4 separate regions of the Mus musculus genome follow, and all the other regions are linked to region 1. The links are chromatin loops, found by intact Hi-C in ENCODE. Cell type or tissue: heart. All regions are shown on one strand. Each heading gives the region's core, and the rest is flanking DNA. Links, peaks and the distances in the headings are about the cores only.

What was found. Peaks named below come from ENCODE experiments on the same cell type or tissue, not always from the same donor. Only the 100,000 strongest peaks of a DNase experiment are listed, where the experiment ranks them.
Region 2: a loop joins it to region 1, with 2.1 times the contacts of the local background. A loop is called at or near these places in 2 of 42 quality-filtered maps.
Region 3: it touches region 1 in a loop (1.8-fold over the local background); 2 of 42 quality-filtered maps call a loop at or near these places.
Region 4: a loop joins it to region 1, with 2.0 times the contacts of the local background. A loop is called at or near these places in 4 of 42 quality-filtered maps.

Annotation. Positions count from the first base shown.
Region 1 is chr17:74,293,392-74,299,051 of GRCm38, reverse strand. It overlaps Memo1 (mediator of cell motility 1), which reads left to right and starts at 4,189. Exons shown (of 9, transcript NM_133771.2): 1 at 4,189-4,360. The coding sequence starts at 4,300. In heart, for the core only: a CTCF peak has its summit at 2,396 (motif pointing right); a DNase peak (open chromatin) is centred at 2,391; H3K4me3 peaks cover 988 bases; H3K27ac peaks cover 967 bases.
Region 2 is chr17:74,392,387-74,398,046 of GRCm38, reverse strand. It overlaps Slc30a6 (solute carrier family 30 (zinc transporter), member 6), which reads right to left and starts at 2,439. Exons shown (of 14, transcript NM_144798.6): 1 at 2,379-2,439. The coding sequence starts at 2,381. In heart, for the core only: no CTCF peak of the experiment used is centred there; a DNase peak (open chromatin) is centred at 2,486; H3K4me3 peaks cover 2,043 bases; H3K27ac peaks cover 1,548 bases.
Region 3 is chr17:73,933,965-73,939,624 of GRCm38, reverse strand. Xdh (xanthine dehydrogenase) reads left to right here. Exons shown (of 36, transcript NM_011723.3): 5 at 3,627-3,753; 6 at 4,762-4,823. Among named protein-coding and RNA genes, the nearest start is that of Xdh, 13 kb to the left of the region's middle. In heart, for the core only: no CTCF peak of the experiment used is centred there; a DNase peak (open chromatin) is centred at 2,354; H3K27me3 peaks cover 568 bases.
Region 4 is chr17:73,947,158-73,952,817 of GRCm38, reverse strand. Xdh (xanthine dehydrogenase) reads left to right here and starts at 2,622. Exons shown (of 36, transcript NM_011723.3): 1 at 2,622-2,740. The coding sequence starts at 2,690. In heart, for the core only: a CTCF peak has its summit at 3,204 (motif pointing left); a DNase peak (open chromatin) is centred at 2,557.

The DNA of each region.
Region 1 (5,660 bases), core at 937-3,436:
GGACCACCCCCCCTTCTATGTAATTCATACATAAAAGGAAGCAGGCGGTAGTTTTTTAGTGTATTCCTATTGTTCCCTATGAAGGAACTGAGATAGCTCACCAGCTCCGAGAAGGTTGTGATGAGAGCTAGGGAACACTCTCACTAGGACAGTTAGCTGTTCTCTAGGGGCGCCGTTTCCCCTTGGGTGATGTATGGGCAGTAGTGAGGTAGGATTCTGCTGCCGTCAGGATGTCTGCTGGGGTCATTAGACAGTCCATGTGCCTATTGTCACCTCTTAGTCATCCAGTTCAAACTAAAAGAAGCACTAAAGTTGAGAACCCTACACTGGAAGCATACTAATCTTTTCTTCAAGTTAAAAGCCCTTGCAAAGGTTATGTTAAGATACATTTTGTAATTCTTAATGGCCAGGGGTGATGGTGCATACTCTCTTAATCCCAGCACTAGGAGGCATAGGTAGGTGGATCTTTGAGTTCAAGGACAAGAGCTATATCACTTTTTGGGGAGTGGGGTGGGGTAGGGAGCATGGTCTTTACATAGCCCTGGCTGTCCTGTAGAGCAGGTTAGCCTCAAACTCAGATCCTCCTGCCTCTGCCACCTGATATGCTGGGATTAAAGGTATATGCCACCAGTTCCTGCTCAAAACCAATTTTTAGTGTAGGAAATTGTTTTACTATAGTATATCTTTTTTTTCTTTTTCTTTTTAATACAGAGACAGGATTTCTCTGTATAGCCCTCGCTGTCCTGGAACTCACTTTGTAGACCAGGCTGGCCTCAAACTCAGAAATCTGCCTGCCTCTGCCTCCTGAGCGCCGGGATTAAAGGCGTGCGCCACCATGCCCGGCTCGAAGTGATGCTATAGTATATCTGCGTATCCAGGGCCTGGAGAGATGGCTCAGCAGTTAAGAGCATTGGCTGTTAGTACAGAGGACCAGGGTTTGAATCCCAGCATGCACATGGGATCTGAAACTTCTGGCAACCATATCCCATCTACGTGACTACAAACACACCTGCATGATTAAAAATAAGTCTGATGGGTCGGGGAGATGGCGCAGTCTGTAAACTGCTTGCTGTGGAAGTATGAAGACCTGAACTGGGGTTCCAGTATCCATATAAATCCTTGCGGAAGCATGGCGGTGTTTCCCATAATCCTCATGCCAACTAGATAAGAAGACTCCCAGAGCTTCACCTGGACAATCGAGTGTAACTAGTAAGCTCTAATTGGAGTTAGAGACCTTAAAGTGGAGAAGTAGATGTGTAGCGATGAATGCCTTTAATCCAGCATTTGGAAGGCAGATGCAGGTGGATTTCAGAGTCCAGAGCATCCAGGGCTATAAAGATGCCATCTTTATTAAAACAAGTCAAATACAAGTCAGAATGATGGGCACTGTTGCTGTGTCTAGTTTACTACAACAAAGTTTGGATATTCTGTTTTGGAAACTATATGCACTAACGTTAGGTTCTGGGACTTCTTTGTTTTTTCTATTCTGTGTGTCATAAGGACTATTAATTTTTTTCCTTGCCCTTACTATGAATAACATTTATGGATTGTCAAACACAAGTTACTAGAATATATAACAGATTGTCAATAATAAAATGCATATAGAATTGCTAATAGACTGAAGCTAGTCGTTAGGGGAGGTGGTTGTGAATAGGTTCGACTGACTTCTTTCAAGAAGCTGGAGCTGGGTGTGCTTGCACTCCAGTGCTAGGGAGGCAGAGACAAGTGGGTTCCCAGCAAGTTCAAGGCCAGCTTGGTCTGCATACTCAGTCCTAGGCCAGAACCTGTGTCAAAAGAGCGGCTGCGGTGGTGCCTGCCTTCAATCCTAGCACTCCAGAGGCAGGTGGATCTCTTTGAGGACAGCCAGGTTTACATTGGGTGTTCCATGCAGGCCAGTCAGTTACATAATGAAGCTTTGTCTTAGAAAAAAAAGCCGGGCATGGTGGCGCATGCCTTTAATCCCAGCACTTGGGAGACAGAGGCAGGTGGATTTCTGAGTTCGAGGCCAGCCTGGTCTACAGAGTGAGTTGCAGGACAGCCAGGGCTACACAGAGAAACCCTGTCTCGAAAAACAACAACAACAACAACAAAACCCAAAAAAACAAAACAAACAAAAAGTCTAAGCATTCTAGAAATCTTTAAAAACAATTATAATTTGGTGAGATGGCTCAGCGGTTAAGAGCGCTGACTGCTCTTCCAAAGGTCCTGAGTTCAAATCCCAGAAACCACATGGTGGTTCACAACCACCCGTAATGAAATCTAATGCTCTCTTCTGGAGTGTCTGAAGACAGCTACAGTGTACTTACATATAATAAATAAATAAATATTAAAAAAAACAATTATAATTTGTGTGTGTGTGTGGAGTATGTGCATGTAATCGTAGGTGCCTGTGGAGGCCAGAAGAGGGCGTTAGAGCCCCTGGAACTGGACTTGCTTGGGCGCTACCCAATGTGATGCTGACTCAACTTAGGTCCTTTGTAAGAGCAGTGCTTATTTTTTTTTTTTATTTATTTATTTTTTTAACCACTGAGCCATTTCTCTGGCGCAAGAAGTTGTATTTTATTCATTAGGGTCTTTGCTAAGTTTGGTAAGCAACACAAACTCTTGGGAGAAAGCGGCAATTTACCTTTTTCTTGCCATTGAAATTAACTGTAGAGCTTTTCTCATAACACTTGAGAACTTGGCAAAAACCCCAACCAAACAAAAAGTATACTGTTACAGCATTAAGGAACGCCGAACTTGGTTAGGCAGCTAGACATCTACTTTGGACTTCTCCAGGATCTAGTTTAATGTGAAACTAAGATATACCCGGTGTATGATTTCTTTCCCAAATACTTTCTGGGAGTTGGGGAACTGTTACACTTCCTGGGTTTTGGAATCCAGCACTTCAAAGCCAAACAAACCACTTCCTTTGTGATTCTACCCAACTGGTAAAGGAATTCTTTTGCTGCGTGGAATACTTACGTGGAATACTGGGATTTTATAAGTGAAGGGTGACATTTGTAGTATTCCTTACCCCGTCTGGTTCCTCATACGCATTAACTCATAATCCTTGGTACCCCTCCCTCACGAACGTCACCCCCATTTAACACAGTAGGAAATAACTGAGACAATCTTTGCCACATTGCAGTTATACCTAAAATACAATTAGTAAATTTAACTGTGTCGAAGACATTAGGTCGTAAGGGGCGAGCCTGGGAAGCGAAGGTTACATTTTGACAGGGTCGGTCCTCCACCCCCCCATATTCTCCCATCCCAGTACGCCTCGCAGCGCGATGTCTCTGCCAGCGAAACTTCGCGGCGTGGCCCCAGACTTGCATTCCTGGGCGATACCCCGAGGGTGGGAACCCCACCAAGGACGCCGGGGAAGGGGGAACCCCGACGGGACTCGGCAGGCAGCGATCGCGTGTGTGTTGTGTGTGCTGAGCCAGCGGCGCACGGGGACAAGCCAGGCGGCTGGGGGGGGGGGGGGGGGAAGGGGCTCACCCCGCCTCGCGGCTGCGTCCTGCGCCCCGCGCCCTGCCCCCAGCCTCTGCTGGCGCTAAACCCCGGAGAGCGGAGCGTGCACGCTGAGCCTCCTCGGCGGGCCCGGCCGCGGCGCTGGGCATGCTCAGTGGGCCGGCCCCGGTAGAGCGGCGAGTAAGGACGCGTGGGCTCCCCAGGCTCTGCCTTTCCCGGGTTCAGGCCCCGGCCCCGGGCTGTGTGTGTGTGTGTTGGGGGGGAGGTGGCACCGATCGCCGCCGCCCTCCGGCTCGCGGCCTCCCGACCCGGGATGGCGCGGGGCCGGTCCCGCTTCCGCCGTTGAGCGCGCGGCACGGCGGGCGGAGGCGCGGGGCGGGGCGGGGCCGGCGGGCGCGCGGCGGGAGGGAGGCCTCGGTGGTGGGGGCGGGGCGGGGCGGGGCGGTGGGGAAGGGCGCGGAGTCACGGGGGTGGGGTCAGCGGGAGGCTCGGCAGGCCGCGCGCGGCGTGGCCGGGGGGCGGCTCGCGGAAGCAGCTCGGGCAGGGGTAGGGGCGGCGGCGGCGGCGGCGACTCCGCGGCCGCGCGGCTAGGGTAAAGCCGCCGTGGGCCCCATCTTCCGGCGGCCGGCGGAGTTTGTGGTGATTGTTGCCGCCCTCCGCCCTGGCTGCCATCTCCTCCTCTTCCTCCTCCTCCTCCTCCTCCTCCTGGGCCGGGCTGGTCCCCTCCCCGCGGCCGCCTCCTCCTGGGCTGGGCCCGCGGCGTCTCGTCCCCTCGCGGAGCCGCCGCCGCCGCCGCCTCCTCATTCATCCTCGTGCACCATAGGCGGCACAGGCACCAAGATGTCCAACCGAGTGGTCTGCCGGGAAGCCAGCCACGCCGGGAGCTGGTACACCGCCTCAGGTAAGGGCGCCAGGCCGCCGGGGTGGTCGAGCTGGGCAGCCGGGGCCCGGCGGGCGGGGACTCGGGCGGCGGGCGGAGGGCGCTGACCGCGTGCCGAGGGATCGGGGCCGGGCCGCGCCGCCTCCCCCACCCGGCGCTCGGGCAGGCGGCCTGGCGCCCGCGGAGTTGGGCGAGGAGTTGCCGGCCGGCCCCGGCCAGGGCGAGCGCGGGCTCCGCGGCTCCGCGGACGGCCTCTGCGGTGGGGAAGGACGAGTTGGCGCGGTCCTCGTTGCCAGAGGCTGGCCGAGGGGACCGCAGTTTTTGCTCCCACCCTTGGGGCACCCAGCGCCCCTGGAAGGAGTGACAGGCAGTACTTTTTCTACCCTATCTCTCGTGTTGCTACTCTTGGTCTCTCTCGCTTGGAAGATCTGTCAGACCTGGGCCTCTCGGGGGGATTTGTCGCTTTGTACGTGGAGATTCGGGCAGAGCTGCTGCCAGGCAGGGGCTCTGGGTGGCCTCCAAGGTCTTTTGTCAGTGTTTGCATTGTTACTGTCATTTAGGGGCAGCTGGAGATGGCATCAGCACTTTTCCTGAGCAACCTCTTTGGTATCCTGTGTTCAGCACCGAGCCGGGGCTGGACGACCTGCCTAGTTTAGCTTACGTTTTGAGAGAATTTTGTCTGCACTGTCTTCAAAAAACCATGTGTAGTTCTTTGGGTGAGAAAGGGTAGGGCCGTTTCCCTCCAGTACAACTCTCTTCACAAGGATTGTTTTCTGAGATTATTTTCAGGGGTCACATTTCTGCTTTGGTAACAAAGAAAAGTTCCTCCGTGATTCCTGTTGGTCTCTAGGCCATCTGTGCTTCTCAGCAACTGGCCCTAACCATATTTCCCTTTGCAAGTACTAGGGTTGGATAGTGACATGATTCTTTTGGGAAAACGGAAAATCTGGAAGGCAGTTTTTTTTTTTTCCCTGAGATTGTTCAACCAGCTGCAGAAGTACATGCATCTTGTTGGTCCACAGCGGATTTGCCCTGCTAAGACACAAAAGAATGACATGGTTGGGTTTGGAACTACTGCTAACAGGTGGCTGTAGTTTTTGCGTTAGATAAGTATGACATTTTATGGTCCTGAAGTACTTCATAGACTTTTAATCAGTTCTCACTACCTGAGAATGTCAGTTCTTGTGCCAGTATATGGGGAAACAGAAATTTAGTGCTGCACCCCAGACTAGGCCTGTGGTAAAATAGGAATTGTGTAAGTCAGGTCTCTGGCTCCTGAGTTTGCCCTTTATAATCAATGCACTATTAATACTGCTTTTTT
Region 2 (5,660 bases), core at 1,135-3,634, 99 kb before region 1:
TTTGATACATATGCAGCTAGAGTCAAGAGCTCCGGGGTACTGGTTAGTTCATAATGTTGTTCCACCTATAGGGTTGCAGATCCCTTTAGCTCCTTGGGTACTTTCTCTAGCTCCTCCATTGGGGGCCCTGCGATCCATCCAATAGCTGACTGTGAGCATCCACTTCTGTGTTTGCTAGGCACAAGAGACAGCTATATCTGGGTCCTTTCAGGAAAATCTTGCTAGTGTATGCAATGGTGTCAGCGTTTGGATGCTGATTATGGGATGGAACCCTGGATATGGCAGGCTCTAGATGGTCCATCCTTTTGACACAGCTCCAAACTTTGTCTCTGTAACCTCCTTCCAATTGGAAAAGATGAAGTCAAAATATCACTTTTTGCAGATGATATGTTAGTATATATGTGTTGACTGTTTTATAAAACAGATATTTATAAGTATAAAATTGTTTTTCCCCCTCCCCCACATTCCACTGTGGGGGGGAGGATTTGGCTGTAGGTTCAAGTCTCAGAAAGGCAAAAATTAAAGATTCCTAGAACTTACTGGCCAGCCAGTCTAGAATAGACAAGCGCCAAGATCATGTCTCAAAGACCATGTCTCAAAATAACTGGGGGAAACAAAAAAAGGGAACACAGCTAAGGAGGCATCCTGACACCCACATCTGGCCTCCACCAATAATACTGGCAGATGGAATAGCATATGCAAATTAGATACAAAGGTCCAATTCAAACAACACAGTTTGCAAGCTGTTCACTGTTGCTACAACGTGTATATTGTATATGTTTATTTCTTTAAAGTTGGAATAACTGAAGGTTGTCTGGTCACTGTTCATTTTACACACACACACACACACACACACACACACTTTTATTTTTGAGACAGGGTTTCTCTGTATAGCTCTGGCTGCCCTGGAATTCACTCTACAGACCAGGCTGGCCTCAAACTCAGGATCCACCTGCCTCTGCTTCCAGAATGCTGGGTTAAAGACGTGCACCACAACTGGTTTATCCTATCCATTTTCTGTACCCAAAGGATTACTGAAATTTTATGAAAATACTGTGTGTGATTTTCCCCCTATCAAGGGCTAGAACTATGATTCACAAATCAAGAGTATTCACTGCTCTTACAAAGGACACAAGTTCAGTTCCCTGTGCCCACACGGCACTCACAGTTGTCTGTAACTCCACTCCCAGGAGATTCAACACCCTCATTTTACTTCCCCGGGCACCAGACACGTACTTTGTGCACCAAGAAACAGGCAGACAAACATCCATACACAAAATTTAAAAAAAAAAAAAAATCTGGGAACCAGAGAGATGGCTCAGTACTTGAGAACACAGGCTGTTCTTCCAGAGGACCTAAGCTTGACTCCTAGCATCCACATCTGCTCACAGCTCCCTGTAACTCCAGCTCCAGGGATCTAATGTCTCTGGCTTTCTCCCACAGCTGCACCCACGTGCACATAACCACACAATTTAAAAGAATACGGTGAATTCTTTTACAGATCTTCATTAGACATTTTAATATATAATATTTTAATGTTTTGGTTTTTCGTTTTTTTCGAGACAGGGTTTCTCTGTATAGCCCTGGCTGTCCTGGAACTCACTTTGTAGACCAGGCTGGCCTCCAAAGAAGGAAACTTTATGGTGGCAACAGTAAGAACACAAATATGTCATTGTCGTATGTAAGTTACCAGTAAGGGCTCAATGAGTTTTTGTGATCGTTTCAAAGGGCGGTCAGCACTCTGACATCTGAAAACGCAACCACCCGTTCACCTTTACAGAATACTGAGATAATTATGTTTGACTTACGCGTTTTGTTGTTTGGTTTTAGATTATGGGGTTTTTTTGTTTTTTTTTTTCGGGTCAGAGTCTCTATTTAACTCAGGGTGAACTTCGAAGTGCAATCCTCCTGCCTCAGTTTCCTGAGTTGTAGGCCAAAGGCATGTGCCAAAACACTCAGCTTAATAATTAACTCAATAATTTTTAGGAAAAACCTGACATTCCAACAACCATAGCGTATACTAGAACCTTTCCCGAGCTGCTCCACTAACCCTTTCTGTAGCCGCTGCTCAGTGCCGAGCTATTCAAACACTGAAAAGCAAACGAGTGAACACGCCCTAGAAAGCCCCACGCAAGCCTCAAGTCGCTGATGGCGTTCACTTGTTCTCAGAGGAAGCTTTAATTTTAACATTAGGCAAATCTGGCATTTCCCAGCTGTAGAGGCACAGAGCAGGAACCCTTCAAGAACCCGAGCGCTGGGAACCCCAGCGCAGGCCCGACCACGCGGTTCCGAGCAGCTGCGGTACAGCAGGGCGCTCGAGCGAGGAAGCAGGAGGGAAACATCCCGCAAGAATCCCGCACACCCCACGGCCAACTCACCATGGTAAGGAGCCGTACAGCTCCCGCCGGAAGACGCTCTGAGAAGTCGCATTTCTCAAGCGGAAGGGGCGGGCCTTCAGAATCCGATTGGTTGCAGGGCGAGGGGGCGGGACTGCGCATGTACCCTAGGTCGCCGTCTTTTTGTTCTCCGCCGCCTGGGAAGTGGGCGGATTAGAGCTGCTCTGGGCGGGGCTGCTCGCCCAGGGAAAGGGTGGGCATTTATCACCTTGGGAGGAACTTTGAGGTCTGTTCAAAGTCTTCTACCAGAGTGTGAGTTTATTACAGTTTATACTCCTGTTTTAAAAATGAAGAAGCAGGAACATTAAGAAATGTCACAGTAAGGCCGGGCAAGTCTCGCTGATTTCGAGGTCAGGCTCCTCGAGGTAGACTCAGCCTATGTTAAAAATACATTTATCAAATTCCCAACTGTTTCATTAAAAATAATGTCGCAGAAAACGCTTGGCTTAAGAACACAAGGATTCGAGTTAAATCACAAGAACCTACGCCGTCACGATGGCCACACCTGTTTGATCTCAGCACTCAGGAAAGCAGAGGCAGGCATATCCTTAGTGACTCGATTTCAAAAACCCAGGTGAACGTCAACCTTAAGTATAAGGTTGTTCTCTGGCCTCCACGAGCACTTTACTGGTGCACGTCACCGGTCAGGGTGCAGCATCGCCTGCGTACTATTCTAACGCTGGAGGCTGAGGCAGGAAGACTACACTACACAGCAAAACTGTCTCAAAACCAAAACGAACGAGTGAGTGAGTGAGTGAGTGAGTGAGTGAGTGAGTGAATGAATGAATGAATGAATGAATGAAAAGAGGTGATGGCTTTTCCTGACTCCAGTCATCCAAGTGGCTACTGCAGTTTAAGAGGATCTGACACCACCACCAGGTGGTAGAGCCCTTAGGCATGACACACAAGGGTTCAATTGCCTAAACTGGGTGCAAACCTGTAACCCTATAGATTTGGTAGCTGAGGTAGAAATATTCAGTTCAAGCATACTTGGGGTTTAGAGTAGGTCACTGTCAGCCTCCCCAGTTAGTGAGAGCATCTCAAATTTAAGGAAAAAATAAGCACTTGTAGCTGGAGTCCACTGTTTTGTATATGGTGCCTGTCTTGGGAAGCTGTGGCAGGACACTGAATTCAAGTCACACTTCACTACGTAAAGTACCAAAAAGACAGAACAATAAGAGAGGGATTTCTTAGGGAGAATACTTTCGGGGGTGGGGGGTGGGGGAGAAGGAAGGGTGAGACAAGGACTAAAATTTATTATATACCAGGAAACTGTCCAAGAATAAAATATTTTTAAAAATCTGAAGCATGCCTTAAGTCTTATATGTTTCATAAGCTAGTGTGGAACTCAGAATAGCTGACTTTGAACTGAAAATACTTGGCTTTATCCCATAACAGAGTTTTAAATCTCTACAGTTTCTTTCTTGCACAGTCATTGTAGCCTATAAAGATTGTATTTGCAGATCTTATCTTCTAGGCACTGATCTTAGTGAAATTGTATCCTAGTAAGAGACACATGCAAGAAGAAAAAAAATTCAGTTATTTGTAAGTAGAATGTCAAAACTAAGGTAATGTGCTAGGTATGGTGGATCATGCCTTTAGTCCTAGTAGCTAGAGGCAGAGGCAAGCAGAATTCTGTGAGGTCCAGGCCAGCCAGAACTTCACAGTGATACCCTGTTTTTTAAAAAGAAGTGGGGGGAGTTATGTTATAAATATTGACAGGGTAGATAATTCATAGTGGTCAGAGTTTTGTAAAAATATTTTATTTGTGTGTTCAGGTGTCTGAAGCGGCCGGAAGATGGCATTAGAATGCCTTGGAGCTGAAGTTAAAAGGCTTTTGTAAATCACCAAATATGGGTGCTGGGATTCAAACTCAGTCCTCAGGATTGAGCAGGAAACACTCTTACCCACGGAGTCATCTCTCCAGTCCCTCAGAAAAGCTTCTACAAGGTGAGCGTCATTTCTGAGTTATAAGTATTCTTGGAAATACCGCTTTCCAGGCAGAATAAACTAAAGAAAATATCTCATTGGAATGGTGTATTTTGAACTGGTTGGTTACCACATCCCTTTAATCCCAGCACTTGGGAGGCAAAGGCAGGAGGGTTTCTGAGTTTGAGGCAGGCCTGATTTACAAGATTCCAAGGATAGCAAGAGTTACAGGATAGCCAGGGCTATACAGCGAAACCCTATCTCAAAAAAACAAAAACAAAAACAAAAACAAAAAACAAAACAAAAAACCAACAACAACAACAACAAAGAGGGCTGGAGAGATGGCACAGCAGTTAAGAGCACTGACTTCTCTTCCAGAGGTCCTGAGTTCAATTCCCAGCAACCACATGGTGGCTCACAACCATTTGTAATGGGATCCGATGCCTTTTTTTGGTGTGTCTGAAGAGAGCAACAGTGTACTAATATACATAAAATAAATAAATATTTTAAAAAGGAAACAAAACACTCAAAACCAAACACTAAACTACAAAAGAAAATGTGTATTTTGAGATTTAAAAGGTGGCAACATATAACATATGGCAATATAAAATCTGAATCATGACTTTACTAGAATGTGTACGGATTGACTTACACAACAGTAATGTCCAAGATCGTCGGCAAACTATTTTGTGTTAGGACCCATTTAAATTTATCTTTTTAAATGAGGTCATGTCTCAGGTAGCCCAGGCTGGACTGAATTCACTATGCTTGGGAATACAGGAAAAATGTAAACACAGCCTAATTTTTCAGAGGCATGCTCCACAGGAAACAAGCAGAAATACATACACCCCCCTAAGCAAATCCTAGGGCCTATTAGGTCTCCTTAGATTGAAATCCAATACTGAAAAATACAGACTTTTTCCCACAGTTCTATTTCACCATTCCTAATTCTTGACTGACTGCTCATACTTAAATAAATAGCCCATCATTGTAGATGACCTCTTCAAGGCACCTGGTCTGTCGCCCCACTCTGGAGGACCACAGGAATAATGATTTCTACACCATCAGGCCCCAGGCTGTTATTTGTAGGTCTTACTTTTAAGACAGCCCTTTTTTGGCCTCTGTAAATGTAGATCTGCTGGAGGAATGAAATACAGGTGAGGAATCTTAAAATCTGCACTTCACAGATTCTGCGGCTCAGGGCTATCTTTTGACTGGGGTGGGGTGGGAAGAATTGAAGCATCCACGGTTACCTGTTTCCCTCCCATTACTCTTCTCTTCTCACAGGCACGATGCTGTCCCACTGTCACAAACCTTCCCTATGTTCCTGGTCAG
Region 3 (5,660 bases), core at 1,135-3,634, 360 kb after region 1:
AGATGAACAAGGTAGAGAGAGCAGGTACTCATACCCAAAGCTCCCCCATCCATAGGGACAGGATGATCTAATACTGCATGATGTCCCCTCCCCCCGCCCCCCTCCCCGGAACAGCAGCAACAGCAACAACTCAGCTAAATCTAATATCCAGGGGCATCCTTACCTCAGACCTGGGAAAGCAGGGAAGGACATCTTGTTCTTGAGTATGCTTTGACAAATGACAGTCCTCCAATTCCAGATTTCCATGACTCCTATAATTCCAGTTGTACCACACATCCTCCACTCTTCGAACAATATCAATGTTGAATTACTTTCTTTACACATTGCTTCTGCAACATTCCTGTCAGAAGCAACTGGAGATAAGTAGTCAGGGCCAGCTACCATTGTACCAGCCTCAAAACGGGAACAAAGGAAAACGGGCTACTTTAATATTTACAGTCATAAGGAAGAACTTATTTTAACTCACAGTTTGAGGGTACTCGTTACCATGGTAGGGATGTCATAGTGATCAGAGCTTGAGGCTTCTGGGCACATTGCATCCACAGTTAGGAAGCAGAGAGCAGTGGAATGCTCATATCTGGCTAGCTGTTTTTCTTTTATTCAGTCCTGGATTCAGCCATTTCTCCCACCTTGACTAATCTAGATAAACACTCATGGCTTTGACCAGAGGCAAACTTAATCTAGATAATTCCTCGAGGGACACACCCAGAGGCTTGTTTCCTAAATTACATATCCTATAAAGTTATCAATCAATATTAAATGCCACGCATATGGACTGTCAGACCTTTACTCTCTGGAGAATGAAGATAAGTTAATAGCTAGGGGCTGTATGACTCAGTTGACGAGATTGCTTTCCTAGCACGCATGCAGCTCTGAATTAGATCCCAAGCACCATAGAAACGGGGTACACTGCCTGCTTGAAATTGTAGCCCTTGGAAGGATGCAGGAGAATCAAAAGTTCAAGGTTATTCACAACCTCAGCAACTTCAAGGGCCAAACAAACATACCCATAAATACCTCACTGGGGGTTTTCTCCCTTGTGGAACTAGACCTTGGCATTGGATTGAAGTCAGGAACCATGAGGGGGACCATATTGCAAATCTGGGGGTTTGGAGGGAGAAGTTGGATGCTCTTAGCCCAAACTGAAACAGGTGGAGGCAGAGAACAGCCCCACCCTGGGATAACTGAGGCGCGAGTTCTTTGAAAAATTGCAATCAGAGACGGTTCCAGAGTTAAACCCAGGTCTGAATCCTCTCTTGACCATTTGAAGAGACACGTCTTTCAGGGGGTGACACTTCCTTTGTCTCCAGGCACTAGGGCCTCCGGATGATCAAACAGGTTCTGTTCCACAGGAGGAGCATATGATCCAGTCTGTGGTGTCAGAGCAGGGCGAGAGTGCTGTTGCTTCATCTCTGTTTCTTAGGCAGGAAAAGGGTACACCTCTAAACCTGCCCAACCTGCGAGAAGTGTGAGCTTAATTTGAGCCTGTTGTTTCCTCGGTAGCCAAATGCAGGGGTAGTTTGAACACAGGATTTGTATCCGCCCTCCCAACAACATGAACTCTTACTCTCGGTGTTCTTATTTTATCTCCATATAAGCAGCAGGGTTGATTGTATTCCTAGTGCATTTGATTTTCTTGTTTTCTGGCTTTCCCATGTTTTCATCTCTTACTCTCATTGGCATCATGTGTTGACTCGTTGGCTCCCCACAGACTGCCACAGTATCCAGGTTCTGGCCTCAGCCCTGCCCTTCTCCATTCTTACAATCTCATGGCAGGTACGTTGGAACATCCACTACCTGCAAATGGTACACACTTGCACTTTCAACTTTGACCTCTCCTCAGAAGTTACTCGTTTGCAATTGCCTACTTGATACCACAGCACAAATGTCTAATCTCAGCTGTAGGAAAAACCCATTTTGTCCATAACATCTTCCTTCCTGGGTATTGCTCTATTTAAGCCAATGGCAAAGCAGTCCATTCTTACTTTCCAAGGATCCAGGAGTAATCTTTGATCCCCTCACATACTACACCCTATCCATCCAGAAGTGTGATCCACTCTCTAAACCATCTATGATAGCTCCCCCATCTGTTTAACTCTCACTACTTTGATCCATGTCATTATCTCTTTTTAGCTGGCTATACTATATTCCGAAGACCCATTTCTGTGTTTGTTTTTAGAATGCAATTTCCACCCAGCAGCCCAAAGTGATTTATTTTTTTAAAGCCATGAATCACATCACTGCTGGCTGAAATCTCCTAAGGCTGCCCATCACACAGAGAAGGTTCTGTAGCTTGCCCCAGCTTGTGAGGAGCTGCTTTCCCACCCAAAGTGTTTAGCGTCAGCAGGTTCCGCCCATATTCTCTCAGCTGCTCTGGCACGCCAAGCTCGTGCTGTATCAAGCATTCTTGCTGACAGTTCTCTTTTCTTGATCCTAACTGCGATATTGAAACCAGCCTCGAGATCCTTTCTAGAGTGGTTCAGTCACTCTGGATCATGTAATTGTGCAAATCTTCTGCACAGCGCTGGCCACCACATGGAATTTTTCTTATTCCATTTTTATCAAAATTGCACTATTACAGTCCAGGCTTCATGGAATTTCTCCCCATCTCTCTTCTCTGTTTATATAACCTTTCATGCCTACTGCATACTAGGTTCTTGATCCATGTTCACAAAATGAATGGGTAGACTACAGATACAGATGTTATAACGTCCTGTCAGTTTTACTCAAGTACCGAGAAAGATTCCCAAGAGACAGAAAAAGGAGAAAGCCATGTAGATGAGGAACAGGAACTGGAAGTAAAACCCACCAGCTTTGGTGGGAGTTTTGTGACATTCTATGCATATAGTAAACTCAGCTTAGCGCCTGGTCCAGTTCTCATGTCCTCCCTGTGCTCCGAGGGTACCTTCACTTAACAATCCAGGAATGCAGTGGTGGGTTTGAATAGGGCACACTCTGTGGTCCTTCAGGAGTGGTGCTTGAATTTCACTGCAGGCTCATGTAGTCAAAAGAACGCAGCACAGTGTTTCTATTTAAGATACTTGAACCGGGGTAAATTCCTAAACTCTCTGTGCTAGAACTAACAGTATTCTCTAAAGGACTTGTCCACTAATGGCTAACATTGATGGATGCCTACAGAATGCCAGGGACAACACCAGGAGTTTGAGGCTGTCCTGGTGGCTGTAAACCAAGCTGTTCAGGAGACTAGGATAGAAGGAAATCAAGTTCGAGGCCTGCCTGTACTACACAATGAGACATCATCATAAACAAACAAACAAACAAACATACATACAAACAGTAGAAAAAGGTCTACAGATATTCAATAATAGAGTCCCTGCCTAGTATGTTCAGGGCCCTAGCGTTATTCGATAACAAACAAATAGAAAGAAATAAGGAGGGGATAAAGAAGAGAAAAAAATAGAGTTTTATATGAATGACTTTAAAAAAAAATCCATAGCTGTAATTAGTGGGATGGTCTCCGTCATGAAGATGAGGAATCTGTGCCACCTCAGATGGGCTCAGTGGCCTGATGGAGACCCTCACAGCTTTAAGCAAATATGAAGGAGCTGGGGAGGTGGGGTTTCTGCCAACATGAGCATGTGTTATCTGTCTTTTTTTTTTTTTAGGAGAGAATTGCCAAAAGCCATGGTTCCCAGTGTGGGTTCTGTACCCCTGGTATTGTCATGAGTATGTACACACTGCTCCGAAACAAGCCTGAGCCTACTGTCGAGGAGATCGAGAATGCCTTCCAAGGTGTGGACCTTTAGGCGCAGCCCAGGGAGTGGGATGGCACATGGGTCCTGAACAGGTCAAGACAATGACAGTCAAGAATGGGCTGGGAATGCCAGGTGTTGCTCTTCTGAGAGCTCTGGCTATAAAACATGGTAGCCAAGATCTGCTGGGAAGTTCACCTTCTTCTGGTTGACCAGGTTGGTCCCTGCTTCCTGGGATGTCTAGATCCTACCCTTCATGGGGCAACCTTGTCCCAAGACAACCACTGACATTTGAGAAGCTGTCTAGAGCAGTGCTTGTCAACCTTCCTAATATTACGACCCTTGAGTACAGTTCCTCATGCTGTGGTGACTCTCTACTATTTACTATATATACTTTCATTACTATTTCAAAACTGTAAAGTTGCTACTGTTATGAATCATGATGTAAATGGATTTGGAGACAGACTGTTGCCAACGAGGTTGTGACCCACAGGTTGAGAGCTGTTGGCCTCGGATTCTTTCACTTGACTTCCATCAGAACAAGCTTGACCAGGGTGATTGCTGCTCAGGAGGAAGAGAGACTAGATGCTGAGTCATAGCAGATGCTCACTTCCCGATTCATCTCCTGTGACTGGATTATAGCTCTCTATCTAGGGAATTAAATCCAGAAAGTTTCCCACCCATTCAATATCTCAGCCGATTTTTGAGCCCTATGCTTTGTACTATCTGAAGTGTGAAGGACACAGGATAAAAGATAGGAGTCCCTTCCTCCAGAGACTCCCACTCTGAAGAGGGAGCATGACTGGTAATATAGTTTGAGAAGCTCAGTGAGAAGGTGATCAGACACTCTGAAAGGGTCAGGGTGGGCTTGCTCTAGGCATTGTGGGAAGGCACCGGGATGGGTGTTTTAGAGACAGAAATGTAAGCAGGAGCAGGGCCTCATAGGCAGCAGACATAGGAGGTCGAAGGTCAAGCACATGCAGCAAAGTCATAAGTCCTCATCCCCTGGAAGGGACGTTAACTTTACAGCTTTCCCCTTGGCCTGCAGGAAACCTCTGCCGCTGTACAGGCTATAGACCCATCCTCCAGGGATTCCGGACCTTTGCCAAGGTAAGTGGGGCCCTGGAGTGGGCACAGCCTGCCCCTAAATCAGGAAACTGCAAAAAGCACAACTGGGAGGATGCCAAGGACCTTAGGTCTATTGGGAGGAAGAATGAAGCAAGCCAGTGTAGTGAGCCCTCCTCCTAGGTAATATGTGCTAAGGCAAGCAGACGCTACCTTCTTATCCCTGGTGTGAAATTTCCTGCTGGCAAGGCCTGCAGCTCAGATTCTCTGGAAGATGTGCACTACCCAAGTGTTACCTTCCTACAATGCCTGGAGACTTGGCCACTTTCCTTGATGATTGGCAGGCTCTGCTTGCACAGGTACCGAATGTGGCATTTAACAGCATCCCTGCCTGGCTCAGCCTCATACCCCTCCTCCTTCCTTCTCTTAGCTGCTGTCACAGTTGGCACTCTGCTGGCCTCGTGGAGCTGATAATCAGATCTCCAGACAGTTTGTGAACCACTTCAGAGTTCATAAACCTCTAGTCTGAAGCCATAGCTCGGTGTGTGTTCACTGGTGGTGTAAACACAGACACACACACCCGCTATGTGGTGAGGGTAGAATGTTGGCCTCTCTGCTCTTGAATTATCCACTCCAGTTTTTACCTGACTCCTCAGCTGGGTTAAGAGGATTCTAACTTCAATCAAACTTTCTCATCATGGTTTGATTGCGGGTCTGCGGAGAGTTAGGCCGTGGAGTTCCTCACTAACCTTTAGGGCAAGCACATCAGGAGAAAGTGTTGGGTTTCTGTAACTCGGGAAGGCTGAGTGAAGGTGGTGATCCAGCAATCCGATCATGAAGTAGGAGCTATGCAATTAGGTAGAACTGATGGAAATGGTGGAT
Region 4 (5,660 bases), core at 1,873-4,372, 350 kb after region 1:
GAATTAAGTCAAGTATATGGGTTAGACATATGAAAAGCAGTAAAGAAAATGTTGCATTAAATTTAGAGATAAGGAAGATGTAAGAGCTTTCCCCAGCAAGGTACAAATCACATCACATCACCTGAATTTAAAATATAAGCATATACATACTAACAAAAAATGTAAAGAATTAAAAAAACTAAGATATATAGGAAACAAAAAATAAAATAAAAAACATGAATGCAAATGAGCAATGAATGGAAATAAAAATGTTCTCAGTCAACATTTCTTATTGGTTAGGAGAAAGCCGCAACCCCACATCTACAGGTCCATTAGTGCATTGCAACAAGTTCCACCACAGGCTTCCTGTTATCCACATAGCTTCTCTCAGCTGTGGTCAGGGTGGGGAGTGTTGAGAATCTCCCTGCTTCCGGTGACCTTACCACATTTCAGCTATGGCCACAGTTTGTGTGTCTTAGGTTTACTGCTCCTATCCAGTGGCTGCAACCTGCTTACTTCCTGTGGTTCCAAAGGGTCTCTGGCTCCACAAGGTAGCAACAGCCATGGGGTCCAGAGTGATGTGTGGTGCGAACTTCCCAACTTTAGAGTCCTTTTCTCTCTCTCTCTGGAGCTGTGTCTGTGGGCTGCTCTTTCCTTTCGCAGGCAACTCCCCAAGGGCTGAGGTCAGTTCCAGCTAATTTCTCATCTCCTCTTTCAGTTTCGCCTGTTCCAGCACTGCCTCAGTCAGGTTATTTGTGCCTTCAGATTATGGCAGGGGAGGGGTACTGTGGGTGTTACCAACCCCTAGGTTTCACATTCCTATATCCTCCATCCAGCACTCTCTCAACATCTGCTGGGATGGTTTGCCCTCTTTCTTTACTTTTTTTTGGCAGAATTGATTTTACAGAGTAGTTATAGTAAGCCGTGTCTGTGAACGTGGCCACTGGACCCAAGCCAGTGACTTTTGCAAAGGTGATGGAGCTGACACTAAATCCAGCCTTCAGAGTTTTCCCTGGGACTGTGGGGGAAAGGCAGAGCTCATGAAGATGAGTCACTGAACAGAACACCAGTCCATCATAGGAGTGTGAGGAACAGGGAGTTAACAAAACACACCTTAGGTTCAGCCTTAGTCCCTCTCCCCACCCTTTCCCTTCCAGGTCACCACATCTCTGCCTCTACTTGATTGACATGTTAGGTTGGACAACTCTTTATTGTGAAGGATTATCCTGGGCTTGGGATGGTTAGTTCCATTTCCTGGTCTCAGAAGCATCATAATCATCATCATCATCATCATCATCATCATCATCATCATCATCATCATCTTCAACAACAGCCCTACCAGGCATGTCACTAACATCCCCAGACAGCCAAACTGCCCATTTCGTAAGGAATTTGATTCCGGGTAGCAAGTACTGTTTTATGATGACCAGAATATCCTGGACCGAGAAACTTGAAGGGATTTGGTGCATAAGTCTAAGGGTAAACTGGGATATCAATTGACCGACAAATAAGTTCATTCTTGGTTCCGTCAGGGCTGTGCCAGCAAAGGGGCGTTGTGTTGATGATGTGACTGTCCCAGGAGTCCTGTTTCCCAAAATGTTGTTGCTGCACCAGGCTCATCTGACCATGCACTTTTCTTCCTTTTCTGTGGTCTTCCAGGACGATGACACATGTGTCCCTGTAGGTTGGCTGAGTGATTGAGTGACTGCAGGGCTGGGGAAGGACAGAGTGCCTGCTGATGTGAAGATGGGTGGAATGGAGTGGTGGGAGGTGGAGCAAGGAGAGCCCACGAGTGTTGTCTGAGTGGATGCTGTGCATAGGCATTTACACCAGAAGCTAATGGTCCTTGATGGAGCTGGGGGCTCTCAGCTCTATTAACAGACTGTGGTGGGTGTTGTTGTATTAGCTTATTTTATTTACTTGGTGCTTGTAATATGTTTTGGTGTATGAGTTCCTCTGATAATTTGACAAGTTTTGTGAAATTCTGGAACATGATTTGTTATTGGGATTGTTCCTGTGACTGTTCAAAAGTGATTATTTCCATTCTCTGCAAGTTTATAAGGCACGCCCGAGAGACCTTTTGCTTTTCAGCTTTCTGCTTTTGGTGTCATCCTGATGTCCCTTTTCCAGGAAGAAACAGCTGAGTCCTGCAGGCGATAAGTGACAGGCTGTAGTCAAAGGTCAGGGTTTGAGTCTGGACATAAGGGTCTGTGTCTCTGACCTTCACATTCTGCCAGGCCCTGAGAGAGTGAGCTGTGCAGGCCAGTGGCGAGCCTGTGTCAGGGTGAGCCGGTTTGGGAAAATAACAAGTGTGAACGGGAAGAGAGTGAATCAGCCTCAGTGGCTGGCAAACTGCTCCTTCCCTGCTCTTCCTGGTATGGCAAGTGGGAGGAGGATGAAGCAGGTTTCACAAGGGCAGGTGCCCAGAATTCACAGTCATCTGGTGCCAAGATGCAGGCTTCCTTAATCTACGGCTGCACTTTCCTCTGTGCACTTTGACTAGGAGGACAGAGTAGGATCTGTGGATTGGCTGTCTGGTCCTTCCTGGATTGTGCAAACCTGTGACTCTTGCCAAGAGCTGTCCATGCCTGGAGCTGCTTCTTTCTCATTGGCTAACTTTGTTTCATTTTGCTGGGAGGCGTATCTTTCAAGTTGCAGGCAGTGATATCTACAAGCACCTCGCAGCAGCTCGGGGACTCCGGCCGTCACGATGACGAGGACAACGGTAGATGAGTTGGTCTTCTTTGTGAATGGCAAAAAGGTAAGTGGCAGTTGACCTTTGGTTTAGAGATTCTGCTGTCTGAAAGGGGACCTGTGTCACTTCTCTTGTGTGGACACTTTGATGTGTTCTGGTCTCATCTTACCCCTCAAAAGATATTGCTGTAGTTTGGTAACTTTAGAGCAAGATGAACACAGGCAAGACGCTCAGAGGGCAAAGGAGGAAGGGGAGGGAAGAGAGAGGGATGGCCACTCTATGCTAGAGGACACACTGGCTCAGAGGTGGGAAAAGGAACAGAGTCTAGGTGAGAGGAGGAGGCAACAGCACTTCCCTATTTCTGTGTTTCTTCTCTGTTTCTAGTGTTTCAGTGGCTCTCTTTAATACAAACAGCAGGAGGCGGGCACTTTTATGCTAATGCCGGAACATAAAACACACACAGCCACTGGTTCTGATATATGATCCTGTACATAGATTTAACTAGAGCTGATTTACTGTGCGGCAACATATACTGACACCTTGTGGCAAGCCATTATTGTCATTATTTTCATAAAGGACTCCTCCATCACCATCTCTCAGTTCTATATGTAAATATTGCAAACCCCTTAAACGGCACTTGTGAATGTAGGTAAAGTGGTATGGGGTCCACAAAATCCCTGATAGCCTGAGAATCTTTGCAAGGTCAACTCGGTGCAGGGAGAGAAGGAGCAAGCTAAGTGTATTGTTTCTGGCGTTGTTGGCCTCCCTTCAAGGTACTCCCAGCACTGCAGCTCCCCACTTGAGGTCACAGGAGAAGAACCCTCATTTCCCCCACTGTAACTGGCCACATGGACTTCATAAACCATGAGTGGGCCAAAGGCTTCCCCCCCTCCCCAAACAATTTTACTTGTTTTTTTATTTTGACACTTTTGTGTTGATTAAAGAGACTGAGTAATTTCTGAAGAAATTTGCAAGAATGGACATGTGATTTCAAGAATTCCTAAGGGCTTAGACTGCCAGCATCTGCTTGGCTAACTAGCACGCAAACTTTAGGAGTCATTTCAACACCAGTACGGTAAAGCCTGTGGATTCAGTGGGAGTGGCCCCATCCCTGGATCCCTGAATCTCTCTGATATATTGCTTTTGTGTGTGTGTGTGTGTGTGTGTGTTGGGCAAGCTTGGACCAAGACAAGGGCTAGGGTGAAATGCCTAAGCTGATGGTAGTAAGGCTTTTGAACTCAATCTTTTAAATGTCTTTTGTGCCCAATGGTTGCATCACAGAGGTGAGGAAACAGCTGTTAACTTGGCTCCCTGGAAATACTGTGCACACACAGACATCATCATCTTTGGGATGCTCATAAATGAATTTTTCCCAGTGAGCTAGTGGCAGGTTCAAAGTGTTCTGAAGGTCATATCTTGCTCTAAGGTCGGGTGTTGATTTATGTGTGACCCACAGTTCTTCTGGGGGGATAGCTTAGTGTCAGCCTCTGGTTCTAGAAAGGAGTGTTTTTGAGGTGAACTGGCTTGGCTGAAATTGCTTCTCCTTGCATTTTACTAGCACTGGAGAGAAGTGATTTTTAGATTTTTTTAGAGTGTAGCATCACACCAATCCCTTCTATTCCTGGGAGCTTCTGGTCCCGTCAGGTTATCCTGAGGAATAGCCAGCCTGTCATTTAAAAAGGTGTGAGCTCTCCAGAAGGATGAAGAAAGTAAGGGCAATTGGTGAGTAGTAAGAAGCCAGAGCTAGCAGGCAATCTGAGTGAGCACAGGCAGATTGAGTAAGTTCAGATTCATTTCCTTCTTCAAGATGTTCTAGGCATTGGGCCAGAGAGATTGTGCAAAGAAATTACCAAACGAGCGGTAGAAAGATGGCAGCTGGTTCTCCTCAGGGCACCTCTTCCTTTCCTTGTTTTCTACACTGCATGGTTCTGTCTGCACCAGTGGGCTTAGAGAGGGCTCAGGTATGAGACACCAAGTGCCTGTGGAATCTTCTGGGAGTGACCTGGACCTTAGTGACCTGTCCTCTTCTGGAGTCAGTACTAAAGGGAGAGCGTTGCTCAATATTTCACCAGCATTGTGGGTGATGTCCTCTTAAGGGGCCAGGATTCTAGTTTTACTGAGAGGGATGCAAGAGAAATCCCTACAGGAAGAGGACATAGCTGGAGGCATGCAGCTTTATTCTTTCACTGGATAATTATAATTTTAATGTTATAGATTTAATGTATATAGTATGTTATCATCCTTTAGGACTGTCTTCCTTTTTTCTATCCTTCATCCTTCTTTCCTTTCTTCCTTCCTTTTTATTATTTATTTATTTGAGACAGGGTCTTACTATGTAGACCAGGCTGGCCTCGAACTCACAGAGACTGGCCTGCCTCTGAACCTTGAGTGCTGTGACTAACAGCATGCACCACCACAATACAACACAATACCCAACAATCATTTTATTTTTAAAGTTCAAATTTTCAGAGCAATCTACTCACTCATTTTCTTTGAGTTCTATGTATTTATTCTCTCTCTGTCTCTCTCTCTCTGTCTCTGTCTCTCTCTCTCTGTCTCTCTCTGTCTCTGTCTCTCTCTGTGTGTGTATGAGAGAGAGGGGGAGGGAGAGAGAGTGAGAGAAGATATTAATTGAACTCAGCTTAGGTTATCAAGCTTGATGGCAGACACCTTTATCCACTGAGCCATGTTGCTGGCCCATCAAGGCTGGCCCATGTTACTTGCCCTGCAGTGTGTTCCTTTTATATCCCAGGCACCACAATACCTGGCAGAATCAATTAAAGGGAGGAAGGAAGGAAGGAAGGATTTGTTTCGGCTCATGGTTTCACTGGAGTTAGTCCACAAATAGGCCTCGTAACTTGAGCAGACGATTACGGTAAATAGAGGGAAGGGGTCATTATCCACAATATGACAGAAGAGGAGATGGAGAGAAGGAAGTGCCAGAGTTTGGGTATAGCCCCCAAAGCCTCCCCACAACCCCATGACC